Linked DNA regions of Homo sapiens: region 1 is linked to region 2. Evidence: read pairs that join two places in POLR2A ChIA-PET (ENCODE). Cell type or tissue: MCF 10A. All regions are shown on one strand. Each heading gives the region's core, and the rest is flanking DNA. Links, peaks and the distances in the headings are about the cores only.

The links. ChIA-PET counts read pairs that join two places held together with the same protein. Peaks named below come from ENCODE experiments on the same cell type or tissue, not always from the same donor. Only the 100,000 strongest peaks of a DNase experiment are listed, where the experiment ranks them.
Region 1: POLR2A ChIA-PET joins it to region 2 with 5 read pairs; 4 of 35 experiments call an interaction of 5 or more read pairs at or near these places.

What each region holds. Positions count from the first base shown.
Region 1 is chr2:54,942,670-54,948,051 of GRCh38, reverse strand. All of the region lies in intron 28 of EML6 (EMAP like 6), which reads right to left. Among named protein-coding and RNA genes, the nearest start is that of RTN4, 110 kb to the left of the region's middle. In MCF 10A, for the core only: no CTCF peak of the experiment used is centred there; DNase peaks (open chromatin) are centred at 2,081 and 2,451.
Region 2 is chr2:54,874,822-54,880,203 of GRCh38, reverse strand. EML6 (EMAP like 6) reads right to left here. Exons shown (of 42, transcript NM_001039753.4): 17 at 564-657. Among named protein-coding and RNA genes, the nearest start is that of EML6-AS1, 130 kb to the right of the region's middle. In MCF 10A, for the core only: no CTCF peak of the experiment used is centred there; no DNase peak of the experiment used is centred there.

The DNA of each region.
Region 1 (5,382 bases), core at 160-5,159, 68 kb before region 2:
AGTTATTGCTCCCGGGATATGCAAAGAGAAGGATTACCTTGATCCCCTTGAAAGCAGCAAACAAAGCCAAGTGAGAAACTTAGTACAGTTTAGAGCCGCATTAGCAACCACCTCATTCATGCACAAGCATTTTCCAAGTGAACAGACATTCCTGTGTGGCACACACCATGCTTCCCCAGCATGCCAGCAAAGAACTAAAACAGAAATGAAAGAGTGCACCAGTCTACAAATTCAGAAAGCTCATACCCTGGCGTCTCTGGGCAAACTCTGCACTAAAGCGCCTACAGAATAGGGAGAGAAAAGGAAGCTTTGTCAATGCTTCCCGCACACTCTCCGTGACTTTACGAATGCGCCCGGGGACTCTGCTTAGAGTGTGCTGGGGAGAAACTTGCTGTCAGAAAAACAATGACATCTTCCTGGATGTCGTGGGGAGTTATGTACAATGGATACTTTGTTTCCAAATCAAGTTCAACTCATAATTTAGCCTAATAATTCCCAGTGTTTCTTGGTAGGTCAGCCTGCCTGCTCGAATGGCTTGCGGGGGTTCTTTTTGTGTGCAGGGGAAGACAGGGTACCTTTATTTTCTCAGAAACTCTTCAATCAAAACACGTTATGTAATCATAAGTGATAATTGGACCAAACGGTATTATAATCACCACTGAAGAATGGGTAGACAGCACATCTCTGCAAAACGACACCCCCGGCTGACATCATCGCCACCAAATTGAGCAAAATCGGGAGACTGGGGGCATGCCAGTTCTCACAATTAGACACTTCCTTCACATTAATTATCGCTTCCCAGGACATCTGCTCTTTCTTCTGTTTTAGTGGGACTTTCAAATGAAATCCGTGGGTTTCTTCTTTCACCTAAGAACGTTTAAGTGTATGACAAAAGCAAGCCAGGGGCTATGAGGAGAGCAAGAGGACACTGGAACTATGGCATGGCTCATAAGGCATTATTTGAGGATAAACACAGGGCTCGATTTCAGGGGACACACAGGTTGTATAATATGTAATATATTATACAGTGAATATAGAGTATGCGTACAAGCACAAACACCGTGTATTTATATATACAGGAGATTGTATATATATACACAGACGCAATCCGATGCTTTTTTTTTTCACCTTGATTTTCAGAAAAAAACCGAAAGGTAAAGCAATCTCAATGTTTCTTTCTCATTTCGCAAGCATATGTTTACAGCTGTATTGCTTCAAAACTGAAGATGAGAGGAGCAAGGGGAAGAAACCTGCATTGTGGCAAATTCAGCGGATTTTAAGTATTGACCCTTCGCGGTTGTGGATTCTGCGTGAACACTTAGTACTGGATGTTCACCAAACACCTGTGTTTGTCTCCAGAGCGGTGTGAATACTTACTTGACAATTCCCTGCCTCCAAAGGAAAGCAAGTTAAAACACAATACAAGTATTAAAAGCTTCTTTCCAGGCATCTATAAACAGTGTTCATAACATCAGATGTGGGAGGGACTGCCAGAGACTTCACACGTAGCCAAACACTGGAGGTTTAACAGTTTTCCGTGGATCTAAATCCTTCTAGATTCAGATTCCATCAGAAATGGGACTCTGAAAAGCTTTGCTGAGGTGGGAAGGAGTGGAGGCATGAGGACATTCACTCACTTTCAGTCCAATCAGCTCATTAGAGTTGGTCATTCCCAGCTGGCACAGGACAGGAGTGCGAGGAAGGCTGTGGGCACAACCCGGCATTGGCAGGGAGACCCAGTGGGGCCAAGATCTGGGAAGGTGAGGGGGTGAGAGACTGGAGGTGGGAGGAGCAGAGACACAAAGGGGCCTGGTGGGGCAAGTAGGCTTTGAGGAGAATGGGCAGGGGGGCAGGGTCAGGGAACAAAGGAGAAAGAGCTTCCATTGGCAAGAAATTTAAGGAGGGAGCCTGGCAAGACAGCAAACAAACTGGATAATCAGGAGAGAGGGTGGCACACAGGCCGAAGCTCTGGAGAGCAGGAGAAGCCTGCCAAGAAGACAGAGTGAAGGCAGGAAGCCCAGGGAGAGGCTGTGAACTCCAGCCTGGGGCTTGGTGTTGAGTAACAAGTCGGCCCTGCTCTTCAGTGCCTGTGGGGAGAGTCACAACCCTGTACCCCCTGTGGAAACAGTTGGCACATTCTGTGGGCAGGGCAGGATCATGGGAAGGCCAATTCCTGCTGTCATCCCACTGCCCAGCGCTGGGCTGCTGAAGAGAAAGCTTAGACTCAACTAAAGATGTGGGGAGTCTTATCCTGACACGGGCTCTTGCCCTGCACAGACCCGCAAGGCAGGCCAATGCCTGGGTACTTGTCCCTCCTTTCCCCCTCCCCAAGGCACTGGGCTGACAGAGCAAGAGGTGGAGCAGAGCACACAATGACCTGAAATGTGTAAGAGCATTCAGGGCCAAAGTGCTCAGGGAAGCTTCTGAAACCACTGAGGTCACGAGTCAGTTGCAACCCAAGATGAGTACAACATGAGAGCCAACTGGGGAGTGAGGCTTGGACAGCCTGTGAGAAACCAAGTCGTTCCAACCAGTTTCTATAAAGAGGGGTGTGGGTGTGGGTGTGAGTGTGGGGAAACTCAGTTCCAACTAGCCAAGAAATTCAAGTTTGAAGTTGTTTTGAGTCGTGTTCATCAGACAATGTTCAAAGTGTCCTTGGAGGAAACAGCTTTCTTCAGCTTCCAAAATGTGGCATAAAATGCTCCAATGGTTTTAGAATGTCTTGGGAAATCCAAAGGGGAGGGGGAGGGGAGAGAGAAGGGGGAGGCAGAGAGAGAGGGGAGAGAGAAGGGGGAGGGAGAGAGAGAGGGGAGAGAGAAGGGGGAGGGAGAGAGAGAAGGGAGAGAGAAGGGGGAGGGGAGAGAGGGGAGGGGGAAAGAGGGGAGGGGGAGGAGGGGTAGGGAGGGATGAGGGAGGGAGGAATGGGATGGGAGGAGAGAGGGAGGAGTGGGAGAGGAGGGAGAGAGGGAGGAATGGGAGAAGGGGGAGGCAGAGAGGGAGGAGGGAAGGAGTGAAGGAGGAGGGAAGGAGGGGGGTAGGGAGGAATGGATGGGGGAGGGGAGGGAGAAAGGGAGGGGCGAGAAACACAGAGAAATTAGCAACCACTGCTCTAGGATAAATCCAGGGTTAGGAAAAATCTCCAAAGCCAGGGGGCCTCTCTGTTATCAAGACCAAACTGGACTGTGTCAAGTGCATTCTTCAGAACTGGACTCTGTTAACAGTATTCCTAAGAACTGGACTCTGTTGAGTGTATTCCTATGTCTTCCAGAATCATGTACAGAGATACTTAGTGATGGGGTGATGGAAAGGATTCAGGCAGAAGAACTGCAGGATGTCCTGAAAGAAGCCTACCCTCTTGAAAATGCTCTTGACTGAAGCCTATCACACAGCTTTGTGTCTTTTTGTTGTTGTTTTAAAAAATGGGGATATCGTCTTAGACTTGGCTATTTTAGGTGAATACAAAGTTATTTGGGTGAAAAAATGAGAGTACAAAGGGTGGCGTAAAGGGAACTAAGTAAAGATGGGCAGAATACTGAAGAGGCCACTGTGATGATCCAAGAGAGGAATGATGAAGCACTTGACTGGAGCAGTGGTTATGGAGAAGAAAACAGGTGAATATTTAAAGAAAGGTTGGCGAAATAGACTTCACAGCACTTTGTCATGGAGAGTCTTTAGGGGATGAAGTAGGAAAAGCAACTCAAGGGCAATACCAGTTTTCCAGCTTGCATATCTGGACAGATGGTTGTATCATGGAATGAGACAGAGAGAAAATATCAATGAGGGAAGATGATGAGTTCAATTTTGGCACGTTGAGCTTTGAACACCCGTGAGATAGCTTTGTTAGTTGGAAGTTCCACTGAGAGATGGGAGTCAGTGACATGACCCTGGGAATCACTAGCCAATGGGTGGGATATAAAAGATTAATTAAGAGAGAGGGTAGATGGTAGAGGGTGAAAAGATGCCAGCCAAAGGTAAAATCCTGAGGACCAACAGCATGTAAGGGGCTGGAAGAGGAAGCAGAGGTGAGACACTGAGAAGAGAGAGGGAGGCACCAGAAGGGCCAAGAGAGATTCTTTCAAAAAGGCGAGAGAAGAACGTTTATATTCTTCTCTAACACGCACTGTCCAATTCAGTAGCCAATGCCACATGTGGCTTTCAAAAGTTTGAATTGTGCTATAACTATAAAATACACACTGGAATTTGAAGTCCTACTGAAAAGTTTTTAACAGAATGTAAAATATAATTTTATATTACATGTTGAAATATTTTTTAATATATCGAGTTAAAATATATTGTTAAAATCAATGTCACCATCTCAACTTTTTTAATGTGCCTGCTAGAAAATTTATACACGTGGCTCACATATTTCTACTGGACAATGCTACTCTAGAAGAAACAAGTTCTCTTAGTAAGACAGAGAGAGGAGAGTCACTGGACTCAGGGGTTAAAGAGCCCCCATGTCAGCAGAATGGCAGGGACAGAGGACAGATGAGATAGGATAGAGAATGAAGAAAAGACTACAAGGCCTGAATGAGAAAGGAAAAAGGTTGGAAGGAAGGTGACGGCAGAAATGTGTAAGTTTATAAGATTAATCAAAGGACCTGTTTTTTTTCCTGAGGAGAGCTGGGTGGAGGTGGGAAACTGGGATGTATTTTTTGGTTGAGGACATGGATCTGGCTGTGGGAGAGTGACACAGGAGACACAGATGAGGGAGCATGGATGGACAGGAGGCCGGGGCCAAGCACCAGGTGAGGGAACTGTCTTGAATAGGAGAAGGGACTTACTTCCTCTGAGAAGAGAGGGAAGAAGGTGAATGGCTTACGTGAGTGAAGGATGGGAAGCAAAATGGAGGAGAGAGAAAGAAGCACCAAGATGGAATGCGTGCCAGTGGCTTCTGTTTTCTCAGTGAAGGAGGGGCAGGAGGTTGAGTTGAAACCTGGATGACTGCTGAGAAGCAGCAGAGAAAACCAACCAAAGGAAAGGATGGAGGAGCTTGGAGGGCCATGTGCAGCAGCCAGGCAGCCTCTCTGGTGGTGGCCATCTGTGCCAACGTGGGACTTCCTATAAGAAGAGTGGAGAGGCAGGTGGTAGGAGGAATGTAGGGGAGAAGGGCCAACAGGACTGGGAAATGGCATTTGGGTAGGCACAAAAAGTGAGGCCAGGAAGGGCTGATGAACTTGGGGAAAAATGAAGGTGTCTAGGCACTTATTTGTCTTGATGAAGATCAGGTGTACCCGGGAATGAGAAATCCAGAGGACAGCTGGTTAAGACACTGAGGGACAAAGGAGTTCCTGGTGATGATGTAACCCAGGGCATGGCAGGAGCTGGCTGGGGTTGGCCAGTTGACCATGAGCTGAATTGCTCAGAGACAGGAAGTTGACA
Region 2 (5,382 bases), core at 130-5,129:
TTCAGCAGGCAGGAAGGCTGGGGTAAGGGAGGACAGGTGGTCTATAAACAGCAGTCGGTCTCAAAAAATCTATTTATAAGACGGAAGATTAGGGAAACAATTTGCCTGCTTTGAAAGCAAGTGGCAGATGCACACGGTGGGGCCTCCTTTCCAGCATGCTGCAGCCTCATGACAAACGGTGCTTCTGATTCTGGTGACATTGACAATCCTTCACCAGATGCTAGGACAGAAGAAAAACAAGGGGCAAGGCACCAGCCTGAGAAAAGCTGCTTTTCTATTGCTGAAGTGCTTTGATACAGATTACACAGACCACTCAAAATGAAGCGGTGAATGACTCTCTGCAGAGGATTTCGGAATTTTCTGATTCACCGCAACAAACATGACCTGCTCTAAGTCAGGTTTGGCACCATGAAATACTGCAGTATTTTTTCACTTAGGTGCTAAGCCTTCTACGTCAATTTCACCTGAGTTTGAAGATGAAATCTTACCAGAAAATGAAAACTATTGACCTTTACTGAACCGTGGTATCAGCAGGATACCGTAAGATCCCGGCAGCTTCTTACCTTGTTGTGGCTATCTTTTCTCCCTTTTTCCAGTCCCAAAATACAATACTGTGAAAATCGTCTAAACCAACCGACACCAGACATTTTCCATCGGCTGTATGAAAACAACACAAATGTCAAAATTTCTTCCATGAAAAAACAAAACATTTCATACACTGTAAAGAGGAATAAGTAACTGATCTTAAGAACTGATAAATATTTGAGGTGATGGATGTGATAGCTGCCCTGACTTGATTATACAATGTATACATGTACTGAAACATCACACTATACTCTATAAACATGTACAATTATATTTTAATACATAAGGGGTATCATATACTAAATGGACCTCGCTGAATGAAATGCATGACTAGAGATAGCCGAGCTTCCTAATGCATAACGGGCTGCCGAAGTAAACTGCCGACCTGACATTCTGAGACACAGAGCTAGAGGGAGACTCTCAGGTAAGCTACAAAAACTATGTCTATTTTGTGACAAACAAATCTCATGACATTTAACTTGAGGTACCACTTGGCTTTGTGATCCTGAGACCATTTTCAGCTCTAAAAACTGGGTTCAGTTAATTCTCCAAATTAGGAACATTATAGAAACTAAATTTAACTTAAAAAATTCTTTCAAAAGATGATTTTACAATTTAAAAATTTTATGTTCCCTATTTCAAATGTAGTGTACTTGTTATAGGAAATTTAGAAAATATGGATACAGAAAATTTTTAAATCTTCCCAATTTCTAGGCTAACATTTGATATATATCCTACCAATCTTTACACAAATGTGCTTAGAAAAAACAATACCAGAATAATAATGAACAGGTTATCTTATCTTTCTTCATCTATTATATCATGAACATTTTCCTTTAGTATTAAATATTACTTATAATTGTTTAGAAAAGTGGCAAGAATAGATTACTGTAAATCCCTATGTATAACTGCTTATTGTCTAGTTTTCACATCGCTTGTCTGCTTTACATTTCCAGGACAATTTATTTCTCTAAGAGAATAATAATTATCCATGATTACTATAATTTGGACATTTAGGTTATTTTCCCAAAAATTGTTTTAAAAATATACTGAATGCACAATTAAATTTCAAATAAAAACACTTAATTTGCTTTTTCCCTTCAAGACAAAAGAAGAGGTATAGTCAAAAAGCCTTTCCTTTGCTGCCTTCCTGCAAGGCTAGATTCAACACAGAACCATCTCTGGGTCAGCAGTCTCCCTTCCACTAGCTGTGCGGTTGCTAGGAGACGAGTGATCAAGCTCATCCTGCATCAGTATATCAGGGCTCTTCTCTGACTACCAAGGGCCAGCCATGAGGGTAAATAAAGCAACACAGGTCTGTGATAAATTGCCTCTTCCAGTTCTGCCAGTCCACTCGGAGGTCCCAACCGGTATTTTCAAAGGCAGACCTGCAGTATACCCCAAATTAGGGTTGCCAGATAAAATATAGAAAACCTTGTTAAACTGGCATTTCAGGTAAGCAGTAACTAATTTCTTAGTACAAGTATGTCCCATGCAATATTTATATGTATATTACATATTTATCCTTATTTTGCATGGAATACACTTATGACAAAAATTATTTACCTGAAACTCAAATTTAATTGAGCTTCCTAAAATTTTGTTGGCTTAATCTGGCAACCCCATCTCAATTGCTAACCAATGCCCATGCTTTGAGGGCCCTTGCTTATGCAAGAGACCCTCCTCCAACCAACTGGAAATGGTAGTCTCCTCCTTTTCTGGATGAAGGAGAGTCAGAGAAAGAAAAAGTCTGGTTTAACAAACCAAATCCTCTCCAACCCTCCATCACTACGAAGTATGAGGCAAGGATTTGAAAGTTACCTGACCCTTTCAAGCTACTAGGCTGTAGTATTAGATGAAGACGTTAACACTTTCCTTAAGGGCTAAATCATCACCAGGTGATTATTATAAACTACGTCTTTCAAAAACAACTAATGATATCCCCTTATGCTTAAATGTTACCAGGCTTTAAATTGGGCAAGGTCCCTCTTTAGCATTTAGGAGAAGGAATTGGTAATGACTTCCTATTCATTACCAACATTACTTTTTCCACATCTCTTGATATGGTCTGGTTGTTTCTATGTTGGCATGCCTCTGCACTTGATTTTATTTTTATTGGTGTTTTCTCTCTCCTTTTTTAATATCATAAGCTTTTTTTTAAGACTTTTAATAATCTTATCACATTTCCTTTGTAAGTATCACACTAATCAAGTTTTCAATGAATGTTGATGATACTGGTGACACTGATGATGAGGAAGAAGATAAAGACAGAATATGCCTGTGGATGGTATAAATTGAAATAGAATGTACTACGTTATATAGCTATAAAGATTTTGGCCAGGTGCAGTGGCCCACATCTGTAATCCCAACACTTTGGGAGGCTGAGGCAGGTGAATCCCTTGAGCCCAGGAGTTGGTGATCAGCCTGGGCAACATGAGGAAACCCACTCTCTACAAAAATACAAAAAAATTAGCTAAGCATGGTAGTGTGCATCTGTAGTCCCAGATACTTGGGAGGCTGAGTTGGGAGGATCGATTGAGCTCAGGAGGTCCAGGCTGCAGTGAGCCATGATCATGCCACTGCACTCCAGCCTGGGTGACACAGTGAGACCTTGTCTCAAAAAAAAAAAAAAATTTTTTTTTGGATGATGAGTCAAGAGTGAGTACAAAGCTACAGTTAGGAAGAGTAAGTTCTGGTGTTATATTACATATTAAGGTGACTATAGCTAATAATGTAGTGTATATTTCAAAATAGCTAGAAAAGAAGATCTTGAATGTTATCACCACAAAGAAATGATAAATGTTTGAGGTGATGGATGTGATAGCTACTCTGATTTGATCCTTACACAATATATACATGTACTGAAATGTCACATTCTACCCTGTAAACATTTGCAATTATGTGTTAATTATAAACAGATTTTTAAAGAAATTGTCCATTTCAAAAACACTGTACAAATATTCAATGTCTTGTTGCATTCATTGACTATATTTCATGTTTTCTTTTGAAATCTGTGTAGTTATGTTCTTCTTGGAATGCAAGCACAAATACATTTAAAATAATAAAGTTTTATGTCATCTGAAGAAGGCCTAAGGATAAGCTGATTTTGCCGGGGTAAGAGGTGAGCTTTTATTTTAGGAGAATTTCTGCAAGGCCCTGTCAGCTTATCCTCACTGTTATACCACCTTTCTAAACCAAAAAAAGGTATTCTGATTGTGGGTAGCAATGGAAGCAGCAGTGCAAACCCAGAGGTGCCTCAACAGCCATACCTCTTTTTTGGGATGGTGACTTCCCCGAGTTCTGCGGGTGTGGGCTATTTCTGTGTATATACTACACAGTTTGGAAATAAAATTGGCTACCTTTTTACTCTTTCCCAGTTCTCACTTTCCCTGTAAGCCGTGGTCTTAGCTTTGGAAATCTACTCTCTGACCAGTTAGTTGAAGTTTTTTATTTTTAGCCATGTTTTTAGTCTCTTAGGTAATGTCCTTTCCCATCTTTGCAGTCACAGCATGCATTAATTATGGATGTCTGTGACATAGTCCAGAAATAATATGAAGGCATTTAATGTCAGTAGTAAAGGGTGAATTAGACAAAGTTTTATTCAGACAATTATGAGTTGGTCTCTCTATTCAGGACTCATAAAAAATGCGTAGGTTTTCTACTGAACACAATGAAATCAAGTCTTAGATGTGCCCTTATGGAAATCAGTATTATTCTACGAAGCTTTTAAAAAAATTATATGGTTGATATTTAGGCTAGAAAATACTTCTGTGGTTGACCTTTTCTATTTCTAATCTGGTTTTCTATTCATATGGAAGCACTTTCCTCACGGCAAGCACAAAACAAAAATGGTTCCCCTTCCCCTAGACAGTAATAAATACTGAGTTAAAAGAGGTTCTCAACTGAGATAATATAAATTCATTCCTTCTTGTCCTTGTAGCCCAGTTACAGATTTTGCCCAAGAAATGTTTTTGACTAAAAATGTCTTTTGTTTGCTTTCGAAAAGTGGCAAGAACAATCTAAATCCTCACACATAACTGTGCTTATTTGTTATCTAGTTTTCACATTGTTTGCCTGCTTTATATTTCCAGGACAATTTATTCTCTAGTAAGAGACAAGCACGCTATCAGTAGGTGTCCATAAAACCCCCCAAAAGAGCTAACTCCTAAGAGATGGGCAGCGACAGGAGTCCTGAGGCACACAGATGGAGCACTAGCTAAATCGTAACTGTTGAGTGTCACGTCAGTGCCCTGTTTACACCGTTAAACAAGGAGGTCTACGTAGTCTCCTCTTTCAACATTTCTACTTGAGCTACTCACTTTTCTATCAGTTTCCAAAGGATGGTAGCATTAGTTGCCCTTGTTCATACTTCAGGTAAGTGTGTGTTTCTGGGCTGTTTTAGAACGGGATCTCTCTTCACTTGGGGCTGTTCCACATGGGGGCCTCTATGCACTACCATGTCCACTCCACAGTTACAGTGGAGGGTGGGAAGGGCAGATGGACAAGCTTACTGGAGGGCACAGGTAGCAGAAAGTGAGCCTGCACACTGAGTGTCCCAGGTATGACACTCTTGCCAAGTGTACACACTAGCATCGGCAAAGGGAAGCGGCTGGAGGAGGCCTGACACCTAGGAGAACTCCTGGCATGCCTCCTGCCTGCTGACAAACCCAGGCCTGGTGGCTCTCACAATGGACCTGGGTTCTGCCTTTGGATCGGCCACTGTTCACTTTTACCCAGGCCACCCCACCAAACTTCAGGATGTCCATTCTCAGCCTATAAAGTGGTTGCAAGGATTTA